Regions from separate parts of the Mus musculus genome. Here regions 2, 3, 4 and 5 are each linked to region 1. The links are chromatin loops, found by intact Hi-C in ENCODE. Cell type or tissue: left cerebral cortex. All regions are shown on one strand. Region 1 overlaps Slc24a3 (solute carrier family 24 (sodium/potassium/calcium exchanger), member 3). Region 2 overlaps Dtd1 (D-tyrosyl-tRNA deacylase 1). Region 3 overlaps Slc24a3 (solute carrier family 24 (sodium/potassium/calcium exchanger), member 3). Region 4 holds the start of Gm52529 (a long non-coding RNA gene). Region 5 has its middle 7.0 kb from the start of Slc24a3.

Region 1 (5,000 bases):
TTGCTGTGATTTACATAATCATGAAATTTACATAAATGCAAATGATCCATCACATCATCAGGCTAACAGCTGCCCAAAAGGAAATACTTTATTTTTACCCTTCATCTCAGTTGTAGTCAGGAACTGGGAACATGAAGAGGACAGAGCCTCCGTGGGAGATGGAAAGGTCTGTGGAATAGCTCCCCCATAACTTGGGCTGCTACAGAAATCCAATTCAAAGTACAGTCTGTCTGTAGATGATAGACCAAGGAAGCCCTTGATCCCAGTTGACACAGTCCTCGGGCCACTCTCTGTGCAGGCACAGCAAAGAAGCTAGTTCAAGCTAATGTTTGCATTCCTATCACTGGGGGAGCTCTTTGCAGAGCCCCTTGAATGGAGGTGAGAAAATAGCTAAGCTGACACACATTTGCCAGAGATGACCAGTGACTGTCTTAGTCACCTTGTAGTTGCCATGACAGAATAGGCAATCATAAAGAGAAAGGTTTGTTTAGCTCATGGACCCAGAAGCCGAACTTTAAACTCAAATAACCCTGTTGCTTTGGGTCCATTATGACCAATGTATATGGTGGGACAAAGTGGTCACCTCATAAGCCAGACAAGAAAAAGAAGAGGAACAAAGAGATATCCCACTGTCACCTTCAAAGAGAAGCCCCACTGTCCTAAAGACATCTTTGATCCCACTCCATAAAGATTTCACTAGCCTTCTAATAATGCCAGCCTAAACACCAAGTTTTTAAACACCACGTGACCCTTGGAAGGTACTTTCTGGGAGCCTTGTGAAGAAGAATAACACTGATAACAAAGCAGTATAGGGAAAGTAAAGATTTTATTTGGCTAACACGTCCATCGTTGGGAAGAAGTCAGTGGAGGAGTTTTAAGTCAGAAGTTGTGTCATATCCAAAGTCAAGTGCAGAGAGAAATGAATGCATAGATAACCCCTTGCTTGCTTGTGCTCAGCTCAATTCCTCTACCCCTACACAATTCAAAACTCTTTGCCTAGGAGATGTTGTCACTCACAGTGGGCTTTGTCTTCCCATACCAGTTAACTTAAGACAGTCCCCACAGACAGGCCCAGAAGCCTACCCAATGTAGACGGTTCTTTATCAAGATCCTTTCCAAGTGATTCTAAGTTGTGTTGAGTTAACAATTCAAGCTATTCACCATGGCAAATAATCTTACATACTCTGGAAATGGTCTTGTCCTGTTCCTCGTGTGATAGAAAAGCAATCTTGATGGCCATGGTGAGCATTGTCCTTGACCTTCCAGATGGCCTTCTCTGTAGCCAGTCACCTCTTCTTCTTAATTCCATTCTTCACTGGAAATTAACTGATCTCTCTTCATTCCCTAGCTCCAATTATACTGCCATTTAATTTAGCTCTCCTTCTGGCCAAGAGGGAATAAAGGATGATAGCTAGAAGCCTCCCAGAGGAATAACTGTGGTGAAATTTTAAATTCCAGAAGTAAATTGACTGTGGTCACACAATGCTTAACTGATTTTGCAGTCCCTGCTGTAGATGTGTGGAAGCAACTATATGACTCTGAGGATGCTGGAAGACTGGGGGTCATCTTTGTATTTGCTCCTTCAACAGGGAGGGACTTATTCAACTGACCTATGGAAACTAGCTTGCTAAGAAGTCGCCAGCCAGCTTTTACAAGGAAAATGACTTGAAATCCGTAGTTTGTGATTGCATTTGTTTTTGTGCTACCCAGCTTCCAGCCCTTTATCAACCTTTAAATACCCCTGTCCCCTGTATTCTATATATTCATCTCCCAACTTCTTTTCTTCCTGGTAGCAGCTTCTTAAAAGGTTATGTGGGATAATCAGTATTTCGCAAGCTCTTAATTTCTAGTCTTCCCTCATGCAGCCACTAATGCCAATCATTGTACAATGTCCCGTTATCCTTAAAGCATCAGCCACAGTGGGGCACACACCAGCCAGCTTTTTAGTATGACCCACTGGGCTCCTCCCCTTAACTAAGCCACTCGCACTGCCTGATCTGAGACCTGAAGAAGTGGGTGTTCTAAATGTGGAGCAGCTAAGGGGCTCCCCATGCTGGTGAAAGAGACGGATCTGTGGGGGTGGGGGGTGTCTAGCTTCATTTTGTAGTTAGGAAAGGAAGATCTTTCAAACTTTGGCCTCTTGAAAGAAAATGATGCTCTTGATTTCCCCGTCACTTTCACTGCTTAAAATTCTAGCAATGCTGGTGATCACGATGCAGATTATGAAATCACAGTGAGTGATGCAGCCATCCCCATTTTGTGGTTATAGCTTCATCGGATTCAAACACCAGGACTGTTGTAGGGAAACAGGGGCAATTAGCATGCGCCCTCTTCTCCTGATTACAGCTAAGCCATCCTGACTTGCCTTTGCCATGTTTCTCCATCTTAAGAGAGCCATTCCCTTGGCCGTTGCCCGAGATCATCTGACATCCAAGGATCCACCTGCCTGAAATCAGCCCGACTTGTTGGGAAGATTTCTAGAGCAGACACCAGGATTGACAAGCCCGTTTCCATGGTACCCAACCACTTCTCTAAGCCTAGGGAGGGGGGAAAAGAAGAACACTTTTTTGTGTCAATTTCATTTCTGTTTGTTCACATTTAGCCCAGCTGCAGAGTATGTGGAAACCTAAGAGCTAAGCCAAGCATAGCTTCGGATGAGTCACATGTAGGTCAGAGGCCAGGACCTACCTAGGATAGCACTTCCTCAGCAAATCTGAGGCCTAGCTCTCAGCAACAGTGGATCACAGGACTGTGAGATATCTCAGTGCCTGGCTTCAAACACACATGCCACAGAGATCACCCAAGGCTTGCTTTCTCTTGGAAAAAGGTTGGGTGACTTCAAAATGCTACAGAAGGACATCACTTGGTTGCAACTCGTGAGAAGATGAAGTGTTGACGTAGATGATTTATTCCCCGATAGTGAACTCCGAGGAGTAACCACCACCCACTTGCCACATGCAACTATTTGGCTGGCTGTAGGCGCTTCGGTGGCTGCCTTGAGGTACTTCAGCTCCTTCCCAGAGCCTTGAAAATCAGGCTTGAACCACTTCATTTTAACTTCTCTGCCTAAACCATGGTGGAGGGCTGGGATGTGAGCACCACCTAGTGGTAAGAACATGGAACTGAGGAGAGATTTTTCAGGTTTCCTCTACAGGTTTTCAGGTTTCCTCTGCTACTCCTATAGCATCAACATGGGGGCAGGCAGGAAGAGGGTGTTCCCTCTTGCAGCCGGAGCACAAAAACAGAGATATTTGCACTCCCTCTCCCAAGAGAATGAAATTAAATAATATCTGTAAAGAATACCAAACCTATCTTCCACAGCAGTCTCAAGCAAAAGCAAAATGATACCTGTCTATCATTTTAACTTTCCACTCCATTAGGATGCCACCGCAATCCTACTGAAGGAACATTTCGATATCCATGCTTATTTCCTTATTTCCGGTCTTCCAGGAAGAGATGACCACGCCACCCTGCTTCCCCCATCTACCAGCCCTGTCCCCACTGATGCTCTGGGACGAACCATAAATCCCTGCCCCCTGCCCTTTCCCACAAGGGATAAGCCTGTTTCCACCTCGATTTTCTGTTTACAGGCTCAATTTACTGCCCTCTCAAAGTGCCAATGGGGGACCAAGAGTTCAAGAATATGCATCTGTGGGGGATGTTTTACATCCAAGCCACTGTGAGGAGCTTTGTACAGCCTATTTTTTTTTCTTTAAATAATCAATAGTTAAAGGCATACCAGCCCACAGCTGTTCCTAGAAAGCACACAAAGGATGCCTGTGCTTCTCTACTAAGGCTGGTTGACTCTCAGTGACTCCTTTTGTAGGATCTGCACCCCCATCTATGTACAGTCTCATTCAGATTACAGGCTCCCTAAAAGCGACATTCCTATATGACATTGCTTGCCTGCCTTCTCAGATGGAAGAGAATTAAGTCGACCTGGTCAATTAGACTCTCCTAGCGTCTCATATTCTCTTGAGCGACTATGAAGTAATTGTTCCATCCCCATGGCTGCAACTAATATTAAATTAAGTAGTTAATAAAAATGTTTTCCATCTTAAATAATCGGTTCCGTTCCATTATTTCATGATAACAATTTGTTAATGCTAGCAATTATGTAAAACAACCATGAATCATTGGGGGGGGGGGCTGGACTCCATACCACCCAGCCCAAGAGGAGGGGGATGGACTGTACACATCCAGCCCAGATCCCAGGAATGTCTCCTTGATGCCTCTAGAGCTCTTCCCCTTCTGACTTGGCATTTTCATCCAAATGTCAACTTGTTGAACTTGGAGGCCGAGACACAGTAACAAAAACATGAAGCAACGTTCTTTTAAAAAAAAAGAGAGAGAGAGAGAGAGAGCTTGTTAGAACCAGTTACAAGTAAGCATGGATCCTGCCTCCCAGACCTTTAAACTCACAGGAAGAGCTTCTGGTGGGTCTTTGAGATGTCTTTGTGTCCCAGCACAACTGGATATGATTAGAATCTCTGGAGACCAAGTCAGTGCCCACATCTGTTGGCTTCATTTGCCATCTCACCTTATGATGATCTGGCACTGCAGCCTCTGCCTTAGCGTCACCAGGGGCCTCTGCCTCCATAGGAGTGCTCCTCAAAGACCATCATCATGCTCAGAGAAGCTGTGTAACCGTTTCCATGGCTTCCTGCCTCCACAGCAGATACATCCTTAGGTCCTGTGAGTCATGTGAGCAGATGACCATGTCAAGAAAAGAGAGTCAAAATGAGGGCCAGGCCTGAGTCCTGAAATCAATTCCACAATGGGTTGAATGACACCCCAAATTATTCCTGCTTGACAAAATTTGGTTTCCCTATATAAACTGAAAGACTTTACCAGCTTTTCTGTATTTGTCTTGTTTTCTTTTGTTTTCCCGAGTGGGATGGTATTGGGATGGAGGTTAGCTGGTGAAACTTTGTTATAGATGCTCTGCTGATCCCAACAGATAGGAACAAAATCTCGTTTCTTACTTGTTCCCTTCACTG
Region 2 (5,000 bases), 950 kb before region 1:
GTTTCCTGGTCAGTTGTCTGGGCTGTCCCTCAGACTGACCATATACTCTGATGGCCAATGGTAGGTACGTTAGTAACAGGGACCAAAGCTTTTTACACATTCATTGCAATCATGATGACTGGCCCCAGACTGGCGGGGTGGACCTTCTTGGTATGTGGTGAGAGTCAGTTGAGCATTGTCTAGAGAGGCAGGGACAGCAGCCTCAGGTCAGTAGTGATTCCTGATGTGTGGTTCACCTTCCAGCCTGATTAGGAGGGGGCCTCAAACAGCAGCTGCCCGAGACCAGTGTGTAGATGCTGGGCCCCAGCCAGGGGTTTTTGTGTCTGAAACATGTGGCACAAACATGTTTGACACGTGCTTGTCCTGCAGCCCTGGGTGGAACCCTGAGACTTATAGTTAAGAACAACTCGATTATATCACCACATGAAACCAGATGTAATTTTGTAGATATGTTCTTGTCTTTTATTTTTAAAAGTGTATTTATTTTCCCTGGCCAGTGTAATTTTTCTTGGGGACTTCACCCTTTGATCTGGACTGGAAAAAAATGTTACCATTTTAAGACCTCTTAAAACCTGTCTTTGGATTTATTGTGTGTACAAATGGAAATTCAGATAATAGTTCTGTTCCCAACTGAAGAAAAACAGGAAAAGAAAAATAATTTCTCACTACTTGGAATGAGAACCACAGTGAAGCATGTGCCGTATATCCTGCCAACAGAAATTCAAGGTTGAAAATAATTCTCTTCCTCCTGAGTCTGCCTGCAGCTTCCCTGAGGAGCGTAGATGGTGAAATTTGCTACTAATTGTAGCCATAATTTTAGCATGCAATTAAACACATGATTTCCTTCCCAGCTGATGTCTTTTTAGCTAGTGTGACACAGATAAAACAAAGGCTCTGTTGATTTGAATGGCCACTTTAATCATAAGAGATCACAGAAAGCCACCATTATTTGGGCACACTTGGTTCCCCACTGGGAACCAGATTATCTTGCCTATAAAAGATGGCAGACAGTTTGGGTGCTTTTAATACCATCTCTGGTGTTACTGTCTGTGCACTGAGGAAAACCAATGCTAGTGTGTGTGTGTGTGTGTGTGTGTGTGTGTGTGTGTCTGTCTGTCTGTCTTTTTAAATCCTTGTGGAATTAAGGAGGAAGTGAACGGACTGGGAAGAATCAGAATGGAAAGCTGATGTGGTGGAAGTCATGGCTCCTGGAGAAAGATTCTGTACTGGAGTCATAAAGCTGCCTTAAACCCAGAAGGCCAACGAATGGGGATTGATATGAGAGCCTTTAATGGGCATGAGGCCAAGATGGTATCGCTCAGTGGCTGTGCTAGTGTGCCTTCCTGCCACACACATGGCATTCTGTGTTACCAGGTCTTTTTTTGCCAGTTCTCTTGGTCAGCCTGTAATGTTTGTGCTGTTTAGCTGCCTCCCCTTCCTAAGTCCTTCATGGGGATGGCCATTTGTCCTGTGTTGTCTGGCAGGCCCCACTGCCCAGGTTTTTATATTTTTATTACATTGTTGTCCATGTGGTCTTTGGCCAGGTAAACCTGGGGTCTCCAACTCTTGAATTTGTTTGATTGTTTTTTCAGATGGCAAGTTTGGTGCCTACATGCAGGTGCACATTCAGAACGATGGGCCTGTGACTATAGAGCTGGAGTCCCCTGCTCCTGGAGCTGCTAGCTCTGACCCAAAGCAGGTAAGCCTAGAACCTGGAGCCTGCCAGTCTGGAGGGTATAGATAGGTAATGTGCCTTGACCTAATCATTGTCTCTGGGGAAGTCCTCATCCTGAGGTGGAGGAAACCCTTCATGGCTGCAGCCTCACGTCTATCTTACTTTCTCTCTTCTCAAGAACTCCTGAGCATGTCTCTGCTCCACCGTGTAGACAAAGTGTTCTTAGAAGCGTCTGTTCTTCTAGTTCTTGGGCTAGGTGTCATGTCACCCAGTTGCCACTGGGTGGCAGCAGAGCAGCGACCCTGGCTAGTGTACCCAGTGAGAGTGGTTACCTGGATTGGATTTTGTCCAAGGTGTGGGTGGTAGATGAGCCACTCAAGATTCTTTATAAGTCTTCATTTTTCTAAAGCAACATCTGACCTGGATTTACTGCCAACTCTATAAGCATTCAGGAAGAATGTAATTAAAACAGAGAAAAGGGATGTGTAATAGTCTTGCAAACTTATGCTGTCCCATTGTGTTTAGCATATATAAAAGCTTTAATTAATCCACTTGATAGAGACATGAGGCATGGCAGGCTGTGGAACTAGGCCTGTTCCTGCTCTTCCTTCCTAGCATCGTCCCCTTCCTAGGATGCTGCAAAGTGGAACGATGAGCTCACGTGGGGGATGCAGGATATAAACAAGGCTGAGTGCTGGTGTGGAGCCATTGACACTTTGTGTTGGCTGAGAGGTAGGACCATGTCTGCATGGCATTAAGCTTCAAAAGTGGAACTGAGGTTGTTGCTATTACTGACACATTTCATCTGTCCATCCATCTGTCCGTCTGTTTGTCTGTCTATCTATCTATCTATCTATCTATCTATCTATCTATCTATCTACCTACCTATCTATATGAATGCTCAGTCTGCATGTTCATCTGTATACCAGAAGAGGGCTTTGGATCCTAGTATAGATGACCATTGTGTGGTTGCTGGGAATTGAACTCAGGACCTTTGGAAGATCAGTCAGTGCTCCAACCCGCTGAGCAACCTCTCCAACCCCTACTGATAACGTTTTAAAAATCACAAACAATCTACAGGGAAATGTAAACTTTGAGATAATTTGAGCCTCACAGGAGAGCCCACAGAACCCTGCTACAGTCTTTCCTGGCTTTCCTAGTTTTGATGTATTATTTAGAGTGATCACATACTGAAGTTAGCCCTGATCCAACACTATTAGCTACATTAGAGCCTTATATGAACTCACTAGCCCGCCCTCTCCCTCCCTCCCTCCCTCCCTCCCTTCTTCCTCCTCCTTTCTTTCTTCTCTTCTCCCTCCTCCTTTCTTTCCTTTCCCATTTTCCGTTCCTTCCTTTTTCTGACACAAGGTATCACTTTGTAGTCCAGGCTGGTCTTGAACCCAGTCAGTCTCTTTCCACACTCTTCTAAGTGCCAGGATTATAGGCATGAGCAGCCAGTGCTCAGTTGCTGTGGCTGCCGCCTCTGCTGCTTGGCTAGATCTTACAGGAAGGCACCACATCCTGTAGTCTAACTAGTTTTTGTTTTAGCTGTGCAACATTGCAAATTCCATTGCATTACAGTTGTCATTTCTCTTTGTTTTGTTCAACCTGAGTCAGTTCCTTAGTCTTTCCTGTGTTTCACGACCTTGACCCTTTCTGGAATGCTGTTCGGTAGACCTTTTCTCAATTTTGTGTCTGTGGTTAGAGCAAGGCACTGTGGTGTGGTGGGAAGAGCGGCTGTCCAAAAGCCATCTTGTTCTCTTCTTAGGGCATCATCAGGCAGTATGCATGCGACACCAGTTTGTCTCACCGCAGTCATGCTAACCTTGCCGCCTGGTTACAGTGGAGTCTACCAGATTTCTCCATCCCCCCCCCCCCCCCCCGGCACGCCCCTGGCTTTCTTCTGGTCTTGGCAGACAGTTCTCTTTTCTTTGCAGAGAAAGAGGTCAGCAGATGGCATCAGCCCGGCTGCTCCCCACTCCCCACTTCAGTGTAGCAGCAAAGCTTCCCTTCCTGGGCTGAGGCCAGAGCCAAAGTGAAGACCCCTGTTCAGACCCCGTAGGAGCTTTCCTTCGTACCACGTGGCTCCTCAAGTAGCAGCCGGCCTTTTTTTCATGGGTAGTGCCTTTGGAAATCAGGGATTACTTAATTAGGGATTCCAAACTTTCTGATGTCCCTGAGAAATAAGACAATAAGAAAAAAAAAAAAAACCCAACCATTTTCAAGGTGGTGACAGAATAGAGGCTCCTTGAATATAGACCCTTGGTGGTGGCACAGGTCACATCCTGCCCAGCCAGTCTGGCCTGGTTTTGACTCCCCCTTTCCAGGCTCTCAGCAGCCTCACTTAGCTCTCTAGGGCCTGCTTACTCATCATCTTACTCTTCCTGGCCTCGCCCTCCTCTGGTGCTAGGAATTCATCCCACTGTCTCATGCACACTAGGCAAGTGAGTGCCCTGAGCCATTCTGGGGCCTCTGGGGCATCTGTGCTTCCTGGTCTACAGTGGGCGAGTCCCTCGGCATCTTCCTTCTGCTCTGCCCTCGGGGGCTTAAGGTCCCCACTGACCTCTTGGTTGTCCCGGTGCATGACAGCTTTCGTGTCTCTTTCCCTCGTCCTCCCGGCCATTGCTGCCACTATGGTCTGCTTGATCGCGGAAGCCAGCGGAGCCGCAGCTTGCAGGGTGGCAGTCTCTCTCACTTTTCTTTCTGCTCCTGCTGTTCCCTTTGGCTTTATGTGATTGTTGTCCCATAGTTTTGAGGAATTATTCTGCTTTAACTGTATTTTGGGAAAGTTTTAGGTTGGCTTTTTCATTCCATCTAAACTATTTTAAAATGGCATGTTGTATACCTGTAATATCCCATAAAACTAGAGAAACCTGATGAGCCTCAAACATTGTTCTTTAAACATCGGAGGAAGTTATATTAATTTATTAGGTTAAAGAAGACTTTATGTAGTCCTAGAGGTCCTTGCTGTTAAAATTCATGTGTTGTCCAATTTCACATCTGTAGCTTTTCCTGACCCTAGACATTCATGCAGGTTTCCATCCGTTGGCTCTCCAGCAGGTGGCAGCCAGTGGGCACAGAAGAGCCAAGGTGACCATGGTGCCTTCCTGTGCTGTGGCCTCTCTGCCTTTCCCTTTCAGCTAGACGGGCTTCTCTTGCAGCAGACAGTGTCTTGGCTTGCTTTCGTGTAGATAGGAAGAGCACAGCCAAATTTGTCTTACTGATAGAAAGACATGTGTTTCTGTCAAGTAAGCTTTTAATCCTAAGTGTTTTACTTCCTTACTATATTCCAAATTCTACAGTTGTATTATGGAAAACCATTCAT
Region 3 (5,000 bases), 66 kb before region 1:
TCAGAGAAGTAGTCACTAGATATGAGATCCTCAGTTCTCTGACAAAACACCCAAGACTCAGTATCTTCTAGAAAAACCTATTTCTACTATTCTAGCTGTGACTCTATTTAAAATACTGAGGGAGCCGAAATCCGCTTCACCTGATCAGGAACCTCAGTGTGGTCTGTTTTGTGCCCTGGGGAAAGTGTCTGCTTGGTGTAAAGTCCAATCCTGGTGAGCTTTTCTCTCAAGTGTGTCAGGCCTGTGTGTCTCTCAGAAGCTGCTGGGCATGCCATGAGGTCAGTCTCTTGAATGTATACTCAAGAGTTCCCATAAAATTCATTGCTGGTCTCCATGGCCCATTGTAACTGTCCCCATTCACATGCCGACTGATCTACCCTCTCTGCCTGCTGCGTTTGTTCCTTCCGAGCAACAGGCAGAAGGACACCTGGATCTTACCGAGCACCAGCTCCAGGGCTCCCCGGTGGACAGGCTAGCTCTGATAAGAGAGTCCTGGATTTGCTCATGATGACTGAGGTCTGGCTCACTCACTAGGCTAAATATTTTCTGCTTTCCCCAGGACCCATAGTGTTAAGGTGACTGGGTCTACACTGTAGTGTTCCTGACTTCTCCTACATAGGTAGTTAGTGCCAAAAGAATGAGCCACGTGCCTGCCTTTACTGCCATTGCCCTCGCCTGGCTCTATCCTGCCTGACCAGCTCATCGTTGCCTTCCAGAGACGAATAATAGTCACACCAGCAGATGCTGTTGCTGCTAGCACTTTCTTAATTAGCATTGTCACCATTAGCAGTATGATTATTAGCTGGGCCGTTATTAGTGTTGTCATTAGTTCATTAGTCATTTGTACCTGCAGCTTGATTCTGAAGCAAGCCCAGAGGCAAAGAGATAATGTAAAGAAATGAAACAAATGGCTGGGTGATGTCTACTCAGGGCCACACAGCTAATTACTTATGAAATGAAATGCAGTGTGTTCGAGCCGTGTAATTCATCAGTAGCACCACTCATCACAAGCTTGGCTAGGATACCATGGATGCTGCACAGGTTGTTGGCATCCATCTTCCTACCCCTTCTCCAGGACTTTGCTGGCTGGTCTCACAGCCCCACTAAAGAAAGGTGACAAGCAGAGCTTCTACTGGGAATAGCCACTGGCGTGATCCTAGCTATAGCTTCCCTTCTTTTTCTTTATTTTCTTTTTCTCTTCTTCTTCTTTTAATCCTGTGCCTACTTGGCGATTTCCAAAGCCATCCACTTGCCGCTTTTGTAGGTTGCCTCACATCTTTGCAGAAGGCACAGACTATTGTATTGGAGGAGGAACATGGGCCAAAGAATCAGATTGAACTGGGATTGCATTCTTGCTTTGCTGTTTGCTAGCTGGGGGATTTTGAAGAATTTATTTTAGCTACTAAAGCCTGATCCTTCTCATCTATAGAGTGGGTATAAGCACATGTACTTCAGAGTGTTGCCATGGTGATGAAGCCTAACATGTTTAACACTAATAATAGTACTTGGTCTGTAAGGGAAGTCAAAACAAGTCAGACACTTTTATCAACTCTTGGGATATTCATGCCGAGGTCCTCACTACCGGATTCCACCCTACATCACCCTGGCAGGTTTGGCCACTGAGTTGATGGAATGATTGATGGAGGTGTCTATAGCTCCCATCAGAGAAAGGATGGGGGAGCAGAGAGGGCAGGCAGAAGGTCTTCTAAATGAAAACAAATGATGGGCTACCATAATGACATCAGAGGACTAGTGCTTAGTCCTAGGTAGTCTCTTAAGTGGTAGAAAAAGTTATCAGAAGAAGTGGGAGTTGTCCAACCTCATATTCCCAGACAGCAGAGCTGGTGCCATGGAATGTCACGACAAAGGGCAAAACTGGGGAATTGAATGATTAATAAATCTAATCACAGGTCTCACTTGGCATTATTATTTATGCTGTTCTGCTCTTTGTCTTGGCTGGGAGAATTTGCAGCACGCACCCATGGGCCTCTCTCTAATGCATTTCAGCATAAAGGACATGAGGAAGTCTGACACCCATCTAAAATTAAAGTAATTAAGCTGTAGGGTTTGAGCTCCTGTCTCAATTAGGGTTTTGATGAATTCAGTGTAATTGAATGTCTGCTGTATTTGCAGTTTGCAAACATACCCGATGTCTTCAGTATTCGCCTGAGGTGGTTTGTGGAGTTTTTTATGGGACAGGAGGAAATTGCTTCTTAGAAAGTGGCTTCAAGAGTGGTTCTGGGTATCCCACAAGACATTTACAGAGCTCTGGTCCTCCCACTTTTTCCTTAAGAACAAAGAAGAATAACAATGAAGTGAAAATATCCAGGTCTTGACAAAACCCTCTATTTTGCATATTGCATTAAAAGGACTCAGTGCCAGTTTTGTAAAACAATGTGCTTATGAATTTAAATCCACCATTCAAAGCATGTTAAGCTTTAAATACATAACCACAAACAGAAAGTAAACAGTTTAACTGTATCCCAGATTAGGACTTTCATATTCTGGTTATTACAGGCTGGCAGATGGCTCTGGTTTGTTATAAAAGCTCCCACAGTGGCTTCTGGCATCCTTAGAGTGTCCCTGATGTTCTTTGGCGAGGTCCAGCTAATCTTGGCTAGGTTTGCCTTTCTTCAAATAGCGCCCTGTCTAAGCTGGCTCATTTTCACAAAACAGAGCAACACCAAGAGGTTATACATCCCAGGGGAAGCTTGCCTTCATTTGAATATCCCAGAAGAAGATGCTAGGCGAGTGGTCAAGTACAAGTAGTTAATTTGAAAGGTTGCCCCAGGGAACACTGGCAAGACATGGAGGAGGTAAGATGGAAGAGAAAGCTGCAGACAAAAGCATTAATGAACAAGTTATCACTAGCAGCAACTGGGATTTGATTCATCTGTGGGAACTGTTTTATAGGTGTTCAGTGATCTCATAGAAGAGGCAAGAGAGCTGGGGTACTTATCCACCAACTTCCACATCTCATTCCACGCTGTAAGAAACACGAATCCCTCTGCACTCCAGCTCATTGGGTGGCCACAGTCAGGGTGGACCTTGGAACCCAGAGAAAACCCCAGGCAAAGAGATGCCAGAGTTGCCTAGTGGAAGGAACTGAAATGGTAAAGGTGGCATGATGGGGATAGACCCAGAGTGTATGTGCTGAGAACACAAGACTGAGGCTTCAAAATAAGCGAGCTGTTTAGATCCTGTCTTCAACGCCACTGATGGGTACAAGCATGAGGACAAGATGAACAACTAAGAAATTACAGCTATGAATCTGTGTCAGGACAGTGTTCACCTAGTGCGTCTGACACCTTGGGTTTGATCCCTAGCACGAAATAAATACATATTTTGGAAAGGTTTTAAAGGATTTTTTTTTTCATTTTCCAAAAGTGATTGATCCTCCTTTCAAGTATATTAATTTAGTATGAATGTGCTGAAACTATTATTCTCATGATATAATTGGTAAATTTGCATAAAGGCTAGAAAAAAATCTTAGGATAAGTACAATATTCATACAGGGCTACTTGTACATTATATAATGTTTAAGAATGTTCTTTGTAATATGTAAATGTATGTTATTCCTTGTGTTTAGTTACCATCTTGGACTATTTTGTACAAATAATAATGTTTTTTTGTACAAAAATGTATTATTATCGTGTGGATGTGTGTCCACATGTGAGTGTGAGTGTGTGTGTGCGTGTGCATGTGTGTGTGTGTGTATTTGTGTGGGTATGTACGTGTGTATGTGTGTGTGTGTGTGTGTATGTGTGTGTGTGTATGTGTGTGTGTGTATTTGTATGGGTATGTTCGTGTGTATGTGTGTGTGTGTGTGTGTATGTGTGTGTGTGTATGTGTGTGTGTGTATTTGTGTGGGTATGTACGTGTGTATGTGAGGGATCTGTGTGTATGGAAGGCACAGGTCAACATCAGGGGTCTCAATCACTCCCCACTTGATTCTTACTAAACCCGGAGCTCATCGATCCAGTGGGACTGTCTGCCTCTGCTCTCCTAATGTTGAGATTACAGATGTGCACTGAGACACACAGTGACTACCCAAACTCAGCTCTGCATGCTTGTGAGGGGGTCCTCTAGCTACCTCCTTGGCTAAATTGACATATTTTAAAGTTGGATCACTTTTGGAAAATAAAAAATTGTAAAAAAAAAAAATCTTTTAAAACTTTTCTTAAAATTTTCTTTACTTGGTGCTAGGTATCAAACCCAGGGCATCAAACATACCTGGCAAACACTGTACTACCACAGATTCGTGTGTATAATTTTTTAATAAGGTATTTAAAGGAAGTAAGATATATACAGCATGTGGTGTACTGAAACCTCTGGGGAGAAAAGTACAAATTAACAGTGACTGATAGTTCATTCTGCCTGAGGTCATAGCTTCATTAAATAGAAAACCTTTCACTTAAAACTACATGCTTCACAACTCGTATTAAAAAACCATCCCAGGGTGCAAAATAAAAATAAAAATAATAGTTGCTATTCAGTGAGCTTATTCAGACACCACATCCAACAATGCCCTATGGGTATTGGTACAGATGCACTCACTGAGTTTTAAGGTACAAGATAGTGTTATCCTTCTCAACAGGCTAGGAAATGAACCCCAGAGATTTGAAAGGAGGAGGTCTGCTGACTACATAATCGACGTGGGGAGCCTCTGATTACAGAGCTGGATATAACTGTTGTACTCTTATTTATGAGGCTGAGATTTTGTGTGTCCTTGAGAAATTTGGGGTGTAGGACTTAAAGCAATGCAAGGTGTGGTCATATCAACAAGACAGTGGGAACCCGTCATGGAGAGTGGAAGCACTCGGCACAACTGAGGCACATCTAGAAGCCTCTATTTTAATCCAAAAACATCTTCCACAGCTGAGCCCTTCCTTCGCCAATAATTGAGATTTGGGCTGAGGAAGATAATGGAAAACACACTGTCTCCTGTGTCCACTAATTCCCAGGTTACTGCTCTCCAGACGAAAGCAAACACATCTTCT
Region 4 (5,000 bases), 300 kb before region 1:
AGAGCTGGACTGTGGGAATTGCTTTCAGAGCCCGGGACATGTTCTTTTCAGTATTCTCAATGGAGGCCAGATGTCACTGAAGAGTGGCTTGATTTTTGGAAACAGCTAAATGTTCTAAAAGTAGAACTGGCAATTAAGCAAATGATCAAGCTGAGAAATATCAACACAGTAAAAAAATAAAATAAAATAAAAACGGACAAGAGTGCTGCAAAGCTCAGAAAATATAGAAAGTATATACACCCAGTAAGACAGTTAAAGGCATACCTTTTTTTCTGAGATCTTAAATGCTAATTCCACAAATGGTGGTCATTTTTACCAGTGATATTAACTAGGTCTCAGACAGCAGCATTCAGTGCCAAGATAAATGTGACTGTCTTACTGACATAATTGTCTTAGTTAGGTTCCCTCAGAACTAACCCAAGTTGAGCCAGTAAGGGGGGTGTGAGCCAACAGGCAATCACATGGGCCACCTGGGTTTGCTGTTACCCAGCAACTCTGGAAACCTCAAGATAATATGTCACTCAGAGTGACCAAGCTAGACCCCATGACAGGTGGGATTTTTGTCCACTGATCCCTACCTGTCATTTGCCAGGTATTTGTAGATGCTGCTGTTCTGGTCTGCATGTGGCCCAGTGTACCCTCAAAACCAGGGACCATGCACAAAAGTAGAGTCCATTTCTCTGATGGCAGCTTTAGTGTCTCTGAATTAATCACTGAACGGAATAGCCTATGCTGCGTTAATCTAAACTAGAACACTCTGTCTAGAATTTCTGTGACAATTTTCTCCGTCTGTACCATATAGTGATGCAGCTTGAAATGGGACTAATACAAGCAAAGAATTAAATTTTAAATTTTACTCAATTTTAGTTTGCATGACTACATGTTGTTAGTGGCTATCATTTTGACAATGCTATTTCCAATAGGAAACAAAGCCTTCCATGTCTGCAAGTATTGAACTTAGGTATTAAGAAGGAAGTGACTGCTATTCAAAGCTGTTCAGTTCTTTGCACATCGGCTGGATAGCTTTTCATATTTAACTAATAGGCAAGAATGCACTTAGCTGAAAATGGCGGTGGATTAATTATATTTAAGTGTTTAAAGGACCTGTAGAGGAAATCTCTGTCCATTCACCCTACTTTTGTACACAAAAGAGTAATAGCTGAGGTGTCTATTGATGGGGTGTCCATGCCTGTCTGAATGTTTGATGCTTGATTCTGCCAGATAAGCAGTGGTCAGGTCTGTATTGTTGCAAGGGAGTCCCTGGAGTTACCATTTGATTTGATTGACAGTGATTACTGAGAATCCTTGTGGTAGGCAGTTTTGTTTAGTCTTCAGCTTCACTCCACAGGCCAATGTTTTGAAAAAAATATGTCTAATATAAAGATGTCAAAAAAAATCACTCGGTGGAAGAATCAGAACTTTGCTCACACCTGTTTCTGAAGCTTGAATTACCATCAGTTAAACTATATTTTGAATGATCATTGGCACAGTTGACTATATATGACAACTGTGTTGGATGTTAGACTTACCTCCCACCATCTTTTTTTTTTTTTTGCTCAAGGGAAAAATATATAGCCTCATATGTCCTCTTCATCCTGAGCTGGGAGCTCATATATGGCAAGTAACTCAAGATGAGTCCATCCATTCATTAAGAAACAATTAATCATCTCTCATATTATAAAAAGGATTGATGATTCAGATGCTATTAATATTAAGACACTTTTAATAGACCTTTTATTATTGTTTCCTAACTCTAGGGAATAGGAGCACTAACATTTCCATATATTTCTCCTTCCTTGTTCAATCCTGCAGCTATGGCTTGATGAACTCTATCTTCTTTTGTAGAGTAAATGCTGCCTTTTTGCAGGGTAAATCCAGTTATCCCCTCTCATTTGTGTGTTTCTGTGGCTGGTTGTGTGGTAGAACGAGACAATAACAGCTGAAGTACTGACTGTCTGGCTCATAGATTAAGCTTTCTAAGCCTAGCTTAGACCCATCTCCTGATGTTTGTATGGAGTAAATAGCTTTCCTTCCTGGGTACCAGAAAGAAGTAGGTATTCTCTGCTTGTCCTCTTGCAGTGGGGGAATCGGGAGATTAGTTACTCTTGGACTCTCCTACTGGAAAAATGCACATGAAGTTGCTGTCCAGCCATGGTGGAAACTTTTTAAACCTTGCAATGCATAACTAATTAAGAACAAATTAGAAACAGAGCTTTCTAAGCATGTGAGCTTGAGATAAGTTATCCTTAGATTTACTTTTTTGATGTCACACATCATGTGACTTCAGTCCACTTCTCCTTTCCTGGCGTCTAATACGAAAATATTAAATCTCAATATGGCTATGTGGCTATGGAGAATACTTTGCTACCAGAATTAAGTAAGGAATTAGAGCAGAAGAAGTTTACTCTAGCACCTAACATACTCAAATAACAGATATGGTAGTATATTCTTATAAAGAATAGACTCTAGAACAGAACAAACTCCTGTCTGCCTCGTGGGTGGGTGTGTTGGAAAAAAGCTTTCATTCATACTCTGGGAAACCTGCTGTATCAGTTAGCTATGGCTGTATAACAAATATCCTTAAACTTGGTTGTTTCAATCTACCAATATCTGCTATGGTGCATGGGTCGGTGAGTCAGCACAGCATTCATACTGAACTGGACAGGACCATCTGATCTCAACAGAGCTTCTTTGTGTGAGTATGATCATTTGGGGTAATCGGTGAGTAAGAAGGATTAGGATGGTTTCTCATGTCCTGAGGTTGACTAACAATTGCCTAGGTCTCTTATTCCTTCACTCCACTGCAGTGTCTTTCTCAGATTCACTGAAAGGGGTGGTGGAGAACTGGGAAGTGCACAAGGTCCCTGAAGCCTGACCTGGGAAATTGAAGTAGTATCATTTTCAGTGATTTTCATGGTCGAATCAAGGCACAAAGACAGTCCAAGTTCAAGAGATAGCACCATCTACTGGTGAGAAGAGCAGAAAAATCTGATTACAAGGGGATGAATGAAGAACAAGCTCAGAGTTGGTTATTCCATCACATCCATTACCTCCTCTTAGACGTTTTTTAAAAATTATATATGAGGAAGTCACCAATACCACATAACTTTTAACCTTATGAACTATTTTAAAATGCAAATATTTTCACCTACAGCTTTAAGATATTGTATAAACTATTATAAAAATACTTTCAAATATACAACCATCATACTGACATTAATCAGACCCAGAGTCCTGTCTCATCAAATAGTCAAGATTGCCATTTTGTAGGCTCAACTGCAGCTTTGTAGCTTTATTAGAAGATAGTGACTATATATTCTTAGCTTTAATGGAAAAAATTGTGTGAAATAGAGTTTCCTCTCACTTATTAGTTAGTTCTTTGCTAAGCCAAGATCTCCCCTGAACTGCCAATTTTGCATGTAATGTACCCAGGGAAGCCTCTAGCATAGCCAGATATTAATTTGGGTCTGACCTCTCACAGTTTGGGCTAGTTGGCCAGCCACATATCAGTTTTCTTGAAATTTCCCAGAGCATCATAAGCCCTCAGATACTCTTAGGAAGGAACCCAAGATACCCTCACTTCCCAGACTAGAGACTCCATAGGCTATGTATTTTCCTTGAGGCTACTTGAACAGTTAACTTCATGGCAGGCAGGGTGTCATTTTGGTACCAGGGTTTGGGCCTTCCAGGTGGACTGCCATCTTGGGCTCAGCGGATGATCAGTGTTAGCCAAGTGTTAGGGCTAAGTGTGGAGAAGCATGAGGAGTTTGAATTTGTCCTCTGGGGTTTATAACAGTGTAGGTTCTTCCACATACATCTGTAACCTTGGACAGCATTCTGACCTTTGGAGGCTTCTGGTTTATTTCAAGAGCATGGGAGTAATAATGGCTCTTCATATACCTGAAATGAAGATTGCCCACGTTCCTTATGGTGGTTTCCTCGACTTCTGTGTATGGAACAAGCCTCTAGTCCCTGAGAGCTCTTGTTTATACCATTGTTTTAAGGATCTGTAGCTGGCCCCTTGGCAACTATTAAATCTAAGACATAGGCCTGTCTGTCCTCTTCAGAGGACACTGTCTTTTTAAGGCCAGGCCTAGAAGGCCCACTTTGAGTGGAAACATCCATGTGTTGCTATGGTGATATCATTTTTTATTCACAAGGCACTTTCTGTATTTTGAAGGGGATAACTTCTCCTCTGCTCAGGGATATTTGCCAAGCTCTGAAAGAGCCATAAACTTACTGAATCGTGGAAAGGCATTCTTGGGTACTGAGTTCCCCATAAACCTGTTTGTAATTACTCTGAATGCTCTCAGAGCTTCCCATTGTTGTAGCCTCTCTGGTGTATTCCCATGGGAAATGCCTCAGGCTGTAGCTGCTTGTGGATGTTGAGTCTAGTCTTCAGTCCTATCCAGGAAGTCACATTTTAGCACAGGGCAGTTGGCTTTTGTCTCCAGGTGTCTATTTGAATTTTTCCCCTCCTCCACTTAGCATGTATGTGGATGCTCATTCCTCCAAAAGGACTAAATAAACACATTCAGTGAAGAATCCATGACAAGATGTATTCCTAACCACCACTGCGTCTCTACAACAATCTGTGAGAGATCCTTTAAAAAGTCATTTCACTTACTTAGCTCTTCTAAACGTCTTCTGTGCCCTGCTTTGTTTGGAAAAGTAAAAGGAACACATTAGGAAAAAGTTAACCTAATGTATGTCTGTGTTAGAAGAGACAGAATTTGTTAAATAAGAGTTGGAGTTTCATTTTACTTTGCTGCACACATGGTGCTTTATAGAGGGCCTGCCCTGGAATACCTGCTGGGCAGAACTGTGTTCTTAACCCAGGGCTACAGGGTTTGCCAAGACTAGGGGGCTGAGGTCCAGGAACCAAGAGGGAACTAGGGGCAAACACTAAACTCAAGACAGTCTGCCCAATTTTCTAAGCCAGTAGCAAGTCACCCAGAAGCAGCCCAGGGTTAGCAACACCCTACTTACTGTTTGATAAA
Region 5 (5,000 bases), 430 kb before region 1:
TTTTTTTTTTTTTTTTTTTAGAAATCCATCGAAGTGGATTCTGTTTTCCTGAGTTCTCCCTGTTGCCACGAAGAGAGATACTTTAAGATATAAGTTATTTTATTCTTAATAGAAACTTGTGGTGCTTTGCAAAAGAGGTGAAATTTGGTCCAGCCGAGGCTTTGCAGAGCTGTGGCCAGCCTGGCAATCAGCCTCTCGCAGTCCTGGCAATGAGAGCTGCTGCTTAGTGAGGACCTTAGTTGCTGCTTAGTGAGGGCTTGCTGCTGTGAGCACACAGACGTCATAATTTCAGTGCCTCGGAAGTTTCTCTCAAATATACAGAGAGCACAATTCATGTTTTAAGAACAAAGCAAAACAGGTGAGCACCATGATATTTTTGAAACAGCACACTGTCAACATCACAATATACAATAGACCTGGCCAAGGACGTCTTTGTGGAGCCCCCTCTCCCCACCCCCCACCCACGTCATTAAAAACACATGACACATCAAAAGGCTTTAATATTTATAGAATGCGGCGATTGAAAAGTTACAAGTGAAAACCTCCTTGATTATAAATAATTGACTCTTGATTTATGTATTTTGCTAACAGAAGAGTTGGCATGTGGATTGCTGTGTGGTTTCCCCTTCAAATGGCACCTAAGGTTACTCACAGATACAACTCCAAGTCTTGTAATCTCAGAGGAGTTGGCTGGTAGATACACATTCATGGATTGGAAATCTCCACTGGAGATAAGAATGTTCTGAAGTTGAGTGATGTACTTAAATGTGCAATTTCCTGCAGACAGGGCATCTGCTTTCCTCTCTCCACTGCTCACTATTTATTGCTTGAACAAAGCTTCCTTCCTTCCTCAAATCCCTAGCTTACACACACACACACACACACACACACACACACACACACACCCTGTTAGTCATTCACCAGTTGAGGAACATGGCAAGTAACTTCACCAAACAGATGAATCTTACATTAGTCATCCTTGTCGGAAAAAGAAAAAAAAAAATTCCACCAAAGCTACTATAAGTATTGGGTGGAATTTTGATAAGAATCAAGATGTATGCAGTTTCAAATTGACTACTCTCAAATATTTACACCCAGTGATCATGACTGAGATCACCAATAATAGACATTGTAGTGGCATCAGAAGCCCTTCTATAGGGTGCACTGGGAAGGACACATCTTTTACTGCCCAGCGTGTACAACATCAGACAAATCATAAGAATATGACAGAAAAACTTAATCCAAGTCTACAAAAATAAGCTCTCAGTGTGCATCAGATGTGTCAAAGCTACAGAGACAAAGACTCATGGAGCAGAAAAAAACTAAGGAGAAATAGATCTAAATGAAATGGGGGTGGTGGTGAGTGGGTCCTTGGCAGGATACTGAGCCAGGATAATGGAGGGAAGAAGAAAATTGATGACATTAAATGAGGGCATAGTTTAGCAGGTAGTGTTGTATCTGTGCCTGTTTAATTGCTTTGATCATGACGCTAAAGATCGAGTCTTGACATGAACACCGAAGAAGAGCTGTCAGCAAATCTTTGTAAGATTCCTACTACTTCTGTAAGTCTAAAAACAGCTCCAAAGCAAAACCAGAAGAAAACACTGAGCAGTGAGTGGCTGTGTCCATTTTCATCATCTCAGTGGGCTTTTATTCCTTTAGGATTTTTTTTTGCCATTGTAACTTACAAATTAATAGTTTGGGGTTTAATGAGACTATAACCGATGTAGACTTAGGATTGGAGCAAACTGAGAAAGTGAGGAGGAAAGCGCAGAGGCAGCTCTGTATTCTCAAAGTCTCACCATACTCCTTCAAAGTCTAAGTTACACCCTGCTTTGTGTTTGTGATGCATTACACACCGATGTTGCTGTCGAACTGACATGGTTTCCAATGGATGTGGGATTTTACTTGGGGCATTTTTCTTCTCCCTGTTGTGTGGAATAGAAGCCCTGGCTGTTTAATCCTGCACATTTGATGCTGTAGCTGGAATTCTTCCTCGGGGACTTCCGAATCTATTTCCTATAGATCACTTTAAGAGCTTAAACACTGGGAATTTGATTTTGTTGATTTCCCATAGTTAAGAGATTTGGGGATACAAATGCAATGGAGAAACTTGGAATAATAGAATGGTCCGTGTAACCTCAGATGAGCCATGGACATGGGCAGTTATTGGTATGGCTTGGCTACTATGATCTGAGTCTGTGTCCTCAAAATCTGTTAGTAGCTTGGTCTATGTGATGATCCTGAGGTGAAAGGATGTTGCAGTGGAGGACATAGCAGGTGGCAACTACCTTATCATTAGTTGTGCTGGCTCCTGTGGGATTAGATTAGTACCATCAGAGTTAGTGCTTATAAAAGGAAGTCAGCTTGCATATTTGACCTCTTTACCTGGTTAGTTTTCTTTTTTGCCTCTCTACCATGAGGCCACACAGTCACATACTTGCAACCAAACAAATTACTTTGTAACTTTTTGTAGCCTCTGGCGTTTATATTGTAGCAAGACAGAATGAACTAAAACACTTACAAAGCACTATTCATCTAATCAATGGGTGTATGCGAACCAAACCCGAGCTTCTTGATCTTTAATGTGTAAAAGAATCTACTGTGTTTTGCTAAATATAAAGGTGGCGAGCCCATGAGTCACTTCTAACAATCTCCCAGGTGATGCCTCTAATTGTTGGTCCCCGTTAGTCCTGGGATGCCGTCTTGAAAGGAATTTTACTTTAAATAAGGGAAATATTAAGTACCTCAGTATGGCTTGATCATAAACATATGAGGAAATGTTGGCAATGAAGCGGACACTCTGGGCCCCGAAAGGCTGCCTGTGATGTCGAGTCATTCAGCTTTGCCTTAAAGGCAACCTGAAAACCAAGGAGCCTGGATTCCACTCCAGTTTAGGCTAAGCCAGTTTAGGGCAGATGTGTGAACAACCTCTAGGAATGCAGATCCCTGAGGAGGAGCTGTGGTTGCCACTGGCAGCAGGGGGCGCTCCACCACAGCATTTCCAGGCCTGCTGCATCTGATTTGAGTCAACTGCGAGGCTGGTAACCTGTGAATGAAATGGGATTTAAAGAAAAACAAATAAATAAACAAAAAACCCACAAACCTGAGACAGCACAGGATAGCGTGGCGCCAACCCACTGTCTTCAGGTGTTTTTCATGATGAAGACTTTAGGTAAGTTGCGTATTTACCTGACAGCTGTGCTGGGTTTGAGTTAAAGTGAATTCCGAAGTCATATGTAAGACTCAGTTAAGAGCACTTTGCAGTGATTATACTCCTTAAAATAACTCAGGGCTGTGCCAGCGGCGATTGACTTTGGCACTCCCTTGCTTTGAAAGTTCTGCGTCTCCAAAAATGATTCATTGCTGCAAAAATGTTTTACTAAAGAAGGCCTGCGGTGGTCTTATTATCAGTGGGGAAACTGAGACCCAGGAAAGAAGTGAATTACACTTAAATCTGTGGTGGGATTCCAATCAGCAGCTCAGCTTCCTGATCTCTGAAGCTTGGCGGACCTCCTGAGTGGGCTGCACAGCTGACTGACACCCCAGGGCCCTTAGGATGGAGCTAGGGGCCACAGAGCGACCCACCTAAGTCTGAGAGAATCGCTAGCTTTGGAAGGCTGGTCCAGAGTCCCCACCTTAGCCTTCCACTGTCCTGCCAAGTGAAACCATGTTAGCTGTCTAATTTAAGTCAACTACTAAATGCTTGCCTGCAAACTGATTCTTTTGATTTTTCTTTATTTTGTAAACTAAAAACTAGGACATACTGATGGGAGAAGAATTTCAAAACTATAGGACCATATAAGTAAAAAAGTGAAAATCACCTCAGTGTCAATTTTCATTCATATCCTGTGCTCCATGGTTAAATACCTAAAAACTATATAAATTATATAGTATATTTTACAAATATACATATGCGTACATATATATTATAGATCTTTGTTTTAAACCTTTAGAGGATGAGATTTAAGTGTATACAATTTGATCAACCTGTTATGTCAGGAATGTTTTTATATACATGTTACACACACACACACACACACACGCTCACATATTTAGGAAGAAAGGGGTGATTTTGCTGAACACTAGGAAATAAGATTACGTAATTCACACTATGGCTTCTAATTTTCATTTATATATATTGTAACACATCAGGATGAGGTTTTGATTTTTTTTTAAACTTCTTGATTAAAAGCATGAGATTCTTAGCTGGGTACAGTGGCTCACACCTGCAGCCACAGCACTGAGGATCAAAGCAGGTGTTGCAAGTTCGAGACAAACCATGGCTATGTGTAAAAAAAAAAAAAAGTGTCTGAAAATATAAGCAAAAACAAGGGACTCCTAAATCCAATATTTGGATGATAGAGTATGTGCTGGGCCCTCCCAGCCTTCTCTGCACACACACTTAGCATCATCATGTCTGCTGAGTTTACACAGACAAAAAGAAGAGAACTCGGTGTTTTCCTTCTAAATGGTCTTGACAGAGCAATCAAAGTGCTCAAATTGTGAGTGCTTGATTTTTGCTTTGTGAAGACTGAACATTTTAATCTCTTACTCCCGTGACTCTGGATTATTTTATGCAACTTGTTTTTAATCACATTTAGGTGAAACGAGAGACACAGCATCTTCATAGCATGTGCTGGCCTGTGGCACTTAGTTCTCCCAAACACTCAAAACAAGTCAATTGAACATACTGACAAGTTGGAGCTAGGTAATAGAGCTAGCCTTGTCAGATCTTCCTCCAGGCTCCACCCAAAACTCCCACCTAACTGGTCCTTTCTTACAACATGGTCTCAGCCTTAATACTGAAGAATCCCACGAAGCTGGAGACTATATACGGCTGACTAGACCTGGACCCAACTGTGCAGAGTGCAGCTGGTTCAGGACATCTCTGACTTTCCCCATGGACTCGTAACACCAGCTAACAATGGATTACATGAAAGCTGTGTGATTATGAGGGACCGAGTATGCATTTTTCCTGGAGGCATCTGTTCTAGCTC

Evidence for each region. A loop is a pair of places that touch in the nucleus more often than their neighbours do. Peaks named below come from ENCODE experiments on the same cell type or tissue, not always from the same donor. Only the 100,000 strongest peaks of a DNase experiment are listed, where the experiment ranks them.
Region 2: a loop joins it to region 1, with 18 times the contacts of the local background. A loop is called at or near these places in 20 of 42 quality-filtered maps.
Region 3: a loop joins it to region 1, with 2.4 times the contacts of the local background. A loop is called at or near these places in 9 of 42 quality-filtered maps.
Region 4: a loop joins it to region 1, with 2.8 times the contacts of the local background. A loop is called at or near these places in 4 of 42 quality-filtered maps.
Region 5: it touches region 1 in a loop (7-fold over the local background); 27 of 42 quality-filtered maps call a loop at or near these places.

The regions. Positions count from the first base shown.
Region 1 is chr2:145,585,519-145,590,518 of GRCm38, forward strand. All of the region lies in intron 7 of Slc24a3 (solute carrier family 24 (sodium/potassium/calcium exchanger), member 3), which reads left to right. It overlaps Gm52530 (a long non-coding RNA gene), which reads right to left. Exons shown (of 3, transcript XR_003953928.1): 2 at 4,541-4,693; 3 at 4,259-4,331. Among named protein-coding and RNA genes, the nearest start is that of Gm52530, 3.7 kb to the right of the region's middle. In left cerebral cortex, a CTCF peak has its summit at 3,091 (motif pointing left); DNase peaks (open chromatin) are centred at 96, 2,317, 2,566 and 3,040; H3K27ac peaks cover 357 bases.
Region 2 is chr2:144,634,166-144,639,165 of GRCm38, forward strand. It overlaps Dtd1 (D-tyrosyl-tRNA deacylase 1), which reads left to right. Exons shown (of 6, transcript NM_025314.3): 4 at 1,593-1,699. Among named protein-coding and RNA genes, the nearest start is that of Dtd1, 37 kb to the left of the region's middle. In left cerebral cortex, CTCF peaks have their summits at 1,957 (motif pointing right) and 4,719 (motif pointing right); DNase peaks (open chromatin) are centred at 917, 1,971 and 4,855.
Region 3 is chr2:145,519,597-145,524,596 of GRCm38, forward strand. All of the region lies in intron 6 of Slc24a3 (solute carrier family 24 (sodium/potassium/calcium exchanger), member 3), which reads left to right. Among named protein-coding and RNA genes, the nearest start is that of Gm14092, 33 kb to the right of the region's middle. In left cerebral cortex, no CTCF peak of the experiment used is centred here; a DNase peak (open chromatin) is centred at 2,622.
Region 4 is chr2:145,288,727-145,293,726 of GRCm38, forward strand. All of the region lies in intron 2 of Slc24a3 (solute carrier family 24 (sodium/potassium/calcium exchanger), member 3), which reads left to right. Gm52529 (a long non-coding RNA gene) reads right to left here and starts at 12. Exons shown (of 3, transcript XR_003953927.1): 1 at 1-12. In left cerebral cortex, a CTCF peak has its summit at 2,969 (motif pointing left); DNase peaks (open chromatin) are centred at 15, 1,424 and 2,942.
Region 5 is chr2:145,158,314-145,163,313 of GRCm38, forward strand. No RefSeq gene overlaps it. Among named protein-coding and RNA genes, the nearest start is that of Slc24a3, 7.0 kb to the right of the region's middle. In left cerebral cortex, a CTCF peak has its summit at 2,981 (motif pointing right); DNase peaks (open chromatin) are centred at 889, 1,279 and 2,982.